Linked DNA regions of Homo sapiens: region 2 is linked to region 1. The links are chromatin contacts, found by Hi-C in ENCODE. All regions are on one chromosome and are shown on one strand. The core of a region is the stretch at or near the end of the contact, and the rest is flanking DNA. Distances in the headings are between cores, read along the strand shown. Region 1 has its middle 9.8 kb from the start of C6orf141. Region 2 holds the start of DEFB112 (defensin beta 112).

What was found. A loop is a pair of places that touch in the nucleus more often than their neighbours do. Pooled maps may share reads with other maps.
Region 2: a map with no recorded cell type shows a loop between it and region 1 (2.2-fold over the local background). The contact joins the promoter of DEFB112 here to the enhancer-like site in region 1. A Hi-C loop is called at or near these places in 1 of 37 single-sample maps with no recorded cell type and 2 of 50 pooled maps.

The regions. Positions count from the first base shown.
Region 1 is chr6:49,539,469-49,542,360 of GRCh38, reverse strand. No RefSeq gene overlaps it. Among named protein-coding and RNA genes, the nearest start is that of C6orf141, 9.8 kb to the left of the region's middle. Within about 2 kb of position 1,605, at least 3 of the 41 ENCODE cell types and tissues checked have a DNase peak (open chromatin) inside an H3K27ac peak, as active enhancers do.
Region 2 is chr6:50,048,404-50,051,189 of GRCh38, reverse strand. It overlaps DEFB112 (defensin beta 112), which reads left to right and starts at 1,261. Exons shown (of 2, transcript NM_001369057.2): 1 at 1,261-1,378. The coding sequence starts at 1,321.

The DNA.
Region 1 (2,892 bases), core at 356-2,855:
AATAAACAAACAGCCTAAATGAACACAAAGCACAGGTTTGAGGATAGAGTGAGATTACTCTAAATAAACAAAATTTAACCTGATTATGGACCGACATTAAAAACAGCAAGCCTTTAAAATGAGATCTTAATCATATTTCCTCTTATAATTAAGGTTTTCATGACCTGGATAACACAGCCTATGCAAAGAAAAACACCTGGCTATTTTTCTGGACTGAGTCAGGAGACTTGAACGGGTCACGTTACCTTGGCAAGTCTCCCTATGTTCTCATCTCTGAGGTATAAAGAATACCAGCCTTGCTTTCTTCCCAGTGTTATTATGGAGTTCAGCTGAAACAATTCTTCTGATAACTCTTTGTAAACTCTAAAACCTGTAAACAAATTTTAAAATTTAATTTTTAAAGTTCATTGTTCTTTAGAATTGTGGACCCAAAGCATAGTTTTTGATGAGGTCCTCAGGGAAAGATGTAGAAGTCAAGGACTTAAGCTAGATAATGAGAATCAGACTCGTAATTTTTGGGTAGAAGAGAAAATGTTGGAAGTTACAAATTTAGGGGGAAAAAGGAAAAGAGGGAGAGCGGCAATACTGTAAATATCCCCAGTGGTCTGAGATTAAATGGAAAGTGAAGTAACTGTTTTAAAAAGGTTTCTTCAGCTTAAATTTTGAGTGACTAATATCTTTCTTTTTTCCTGGGAAAAGATAAAAGAGGCTTAAGTTTACTTAGCATGTGGCCCTGAGACTCTCTCTCTCTCTTTTTTCTCTCTCAAAAGCACTTTCATTCCAAAGAGATGTGGCAACTCCTAAATGATGCTGGCAAGACATTTTGAAATTGCAGGTTAAAAGACAAAGAATATGAGGTTAGCTAGATAACTGCAAAGGATGACTCATGTAGTACTCTGATTAGTTGTTGCTTTAATGGGATTTTAAAAGTGTAATTCCGTGTCAGCTGCCTGCATTATCCAAAGTTTTAAAGTATATTCATCATCATTCTCTCCTGTCAGAGAACAAGATTTAAGATGAGGCTCTCTGACTGAGTTTGAATAAGCAAATTACTAAACAGGAAATTGCATCACCAGTAACTGAGTCAGCATTTAATGATGATAATAAAAAACCACTTTAGCCCATATCCATCTTGAGCACAAACAAAAGTTTACCTCTCCAATAGACAGAATTTAATCTTTGACTCAATATCAGTTAATATTAAATATTTCAAATAAAACAATCACTCATTATAGTTATAAAGAAAAGGTCACAATCAATATCAAACCTGGATTAGATAATAATTTAAAAATTTTTAAAAGATCAAGGCAATTTTTCCTCCAATTATATTATTACATAATCAATGTACAAGATCAAATTAGGTTATAACAACTGGAGGAATCTTCAATAATATATTATATCCACAGAGGCTTCATTTTCCAAATATTTAGCTCCATGTGAAGACATACAAATGTGCTATGTTATATCAACAAAGCAAAGAGTGGGTGGGTGGAAAATACTGTCTGTTGTTTGGCAGGTTTGCAAACAAGTTGATCTGGAATGTCCATGAAGTCAAAGAAACTGTTAGTAATAATCCTTCATTATCTTATATATACTTCATAATTCATCCCTCAAGGGCAAGGCTTGGGAAAAATGGCAAGGCAGGCTGAGTTGTGGTCATTGAGTTGGTCATTAATCAATTCTGCTCCTTACTTCTACTCCTCCTTCTTTCTTTACCTCTTTGTTAAGGATAAACTTGTATTATTTGCTTGTTTTCTTTCTTTTTCCTTTTTCCTTTTTTTTTTTTTTCTCTTGAGACAGAGTCTTGCTCTGTTGTCAGGCTGGAGTGCAATGGCACAATCTTGGCTCACTGCAACCTCCGCCTCCCGAGTTCAAGCGGTTCTCCTGTCTCAGCCTCCTGAGTAGCTGGGACTATAGGCACATGCCACCAGGCCCAGCTAATTTTTGTATTTTAGTAGAGATGGAGTTTCACCATGTTGGCCAGGATGGTCTTGATCTCTTGACCTTGTGTCCCACCCACCTCAGCCTCCCAAAGTGCTGGGATTACAGGCGTGAGCCACCGTGCCCGGTCCCTTTTAAAAAAAAAAAATGAAAAAAAATGAAAAAAAAGACAGGGTCTCACTCTGTTGCCCAGGCTGCAGTGCAGTGGCACTGTCATGCTCACTGCAGCCTTGGCCTTGCAGGCTCAAGTGTTCCTGCCTCAGCCTCCTGTGTAGCTGGGAATACAGGTGTGAGCCATGACACCCAGGTAATTTGCTGTAGTGATAAAATGTTCCTATATTGTCCCGGCTGGTCTCAAAGTCCTGGCCTCAAGCAATCCTTCTACCACAGTCTCCCAAAGTTTTGGGATTGCAGGCATGAGCCACTGAACACAGCTATTTTCTTACTTTCTATACTATAATTTTATTAAGAAAACCATGGAATTAGCCCTCTCTCAGTTAAATACTGATAGCAATCTTTTCCTCTGGCTGTGATTTACATCTGTTTTACTCTTTCTCTGTAATTTCTCACTGTCCCCTCCTCCTCCATTTTTATTTATTTATTTTTATTATTTATTTATTTATTTTAGTTTTTATGTAATCCTTCCTAATCCATTTTTCCATTTTGTGCTGCCACAACAGAACAGCACAGAATAGGCAATATACAATTAATAGAAATCTATTGGCTCATGGTTTGGAGGCTGGAAAGTCTAAGACTGAGGGGCCAGTATCTGGCAAGGGCCTTCTTGCTGCATCAGCTGACAGGAAAAAGTAGAAGGGCAAGAAAGAGGAGAGTACAGGGGGCCAAACTTCCTCTTTAATAATAAACCCACTTCCTCAATAAGAATATTCATCCGTTCATGAAGGCAGAGCCCTCATGGCCTGATCATCTCTTCTTAGGCCACACCGCCCA
Region 2 (2,786 bases), core at 12-2,511, 510 kb before region 1:
CATGATCATGGCTCACTGCAGCCTCGACCTCCCAGGGCTCAGGAGATCTGCCCACCACAGCATCCCAGTGTAGCTGAGACTACAGGCGTGTGTCACCACTCCTGGCTAATATTTGTATTTTTGTAGAGATGGGGTTTCACCGTGTTGCCCAGACTGGTCTTGAACTCTGGAGCTCAAGCGCTCTGTCTGTCTCGGCCCCCAAAAGTGCTGAGACTACAGGCATGAGTCACTGCATCTAGTCAAGTCCTTTACTTTTAATTCATATTTTATCAGTGAAGAATTTGGTTGTAGAAGGGAAAAATTATTGATCATATCTCTTTATCACTTTGCCCAGGAAGCCTTGCCACAATTCTGATTATTTGTACATGTTTCAGTTGCAACACCTTTGTAAATAACATTCTCATAAATGTAAAATAAGGATGACTAATATTAACTGGGGCTTCTTTACACCCAGATTCTTAGTGCTCTTTATGAGTATAGTAAGAGAGATTCAATGGGTCATTATTCCTTATGGGGTCTGGGGAACAATATCAACTCTTTATCGTATATCTGCTATAGTCGACTTTGGAAAACTTACAAATTAACTCAGAAATAACTTCTCACTACATAGAAAATAACAACAAACAAACAGAGAAATGCATTCTAGGTTTATAACATTGAATGTTTTTGCACTGACATTCACAAATCCTACTTGAGGGGACAGACCTTTCTTTGTGGTACAGCTAAGCTCGATAGGATAATATCCATAAACACCAGAATACTGTCATGATTTATGTTCATACATAATTTAAGTAAAGAAGGTATGGATTATAAAATTACCTGACAAATCTGGATCTCAACATTTTTATATGTAAAATTAAATATTCTGTATGATAATTTCAGTCTAAAGTTCTGTGGTTTTGATTTCTTATTACATTGAGATTCATTGTTAATACTGGGGCCATTAAAATAGTGAATGGAATTATATAAAACTAGTACTCCTGGGGTATCAAGTGAATTGCTGCAGGACTATTTCGGATCTTGGTCACTTAGCAATTTATACCCATATTCTTGTAACTGTTAAAGTTTCTTAAAGAAACTGACTGCAAGAGAAATCAGCAGATGTAACTTTTGTGTGACAATGCAGCTTTTTCTAGTCACTATCTCTTTGAATATGGCACTATGCACCAAGCATAGAAATGTTCTCACTCTTAATAAGCTTCAGTAGTCAAAACTATGCAGAAGAATTCTTTAAATGTAAGGGTTTTTTTTTCTTGTTTCAACAACAGCTGAGTCAGACAGATGATCTGTACACTGTTTTATACCAAGAAATCATTTACAATGAAGATCCTTCTCTTTTTCTGTATTTTGCTTTTCTTTGGAGTCCTTATTCCACCAGGTAATATGAATATTATTGCTAGAGGGGTCAAGGGGCCAGCATTAAAGTCGGGGAGCTGGGTTATTTAAAGTAGAATTGACATTATAAAACATTTTATTAATACCATCATCATGTTACATTACATTTATTCACAGTTCTCAGGTAAAAATATTTGAATAATTTTTCAAGCACAGCATCCTAGAAAAGGCTGTAATTCACCTTAATTACATGAAAATATACATTCATATATATGCATATATGTAAATGATTAGAAGAAAATAATGCTACGTTGATTTCACAGATCCATGAAATGTGTATTTATTCAACACTCAAATTTAACTGAATTTGATCTATTAATAGATTAGAAAAAACTGGGAAAGTTATGAATTATGCTTGGAAATCATTGATCCCCACAGTGATATTTATAGCAGAGGTTAATCAGATAAAATGTCTTGCTAAAAGTTTCAGATTGTATTTTATTAACAATTGAGACAAGCTGCACTTGTCTACTGCTCACTTCCAGTTAAATTCTCCTTTTTCTTTATCTTGCTGCTTTCTCTGATTATCAAGATATCTTTCAGTATTGAGATCAGAGGAGGTAACCTTAAAATAAATCTGTAGTAACTCATTATTTTACTGTTATTCTGCCCTAACATTTAAACATAAATAGCTTTTTAGCTAATAATTTCTCACCAAAAGGGGACAAGGAGGTGAACTTCAGTTAATAATGTAAACCAACAAGGGAGTTAATTTAAATCAGATAATAATTTTTCTTCTTTATAAAAATTAATTAAAGTGTGCTCATTAGAATTCTCTCTATATTTAGAACTTTTCTGAGGTACAAAGAATTATACAGATTTCAATAAACACTGATAGGTTTTCTTCATAATAATGATTTTAATAGCTAGCATTTGTTCAGCCTTTTGCCTGTATTAATTTATTTTTCCTAACAATAGCCATGCAAGGTGAACTTATTAATAGCCAAGTCATTTATTCATTTAACTGGATTTTTAAACATATGTACTATATGTTTATCATTTTGTAAAACCTTTTATAATATATAGGACCATTAAATAGAGGCAACTACATTTGTGTCCTTATTTCTGAAAATATTTTTCCTCCTACTTTTAAAGTAATTTTTTCACTTTACAGTGAGCTCTTAACAACCTCTTAGCACTCTTATGAAATTATTGACAACCATATGTAGACTGAAACTTGAAAAAATGTACTCAAAGACAAATACATCTTCCACAATATTTGAAAAGGCCCGACATGGGACAGAGAAAATCAGCACAGGTAAAACAAAATAAGTAGAATTGTGTCTTGCACATTTTAATCAATACTTTTTGACTGAAATGAAGTAAATATTCTGAGTATATTCTCTACCTCAGTCCCTGTTTACTTATATGTTCTTGTCTTTCACCTCATA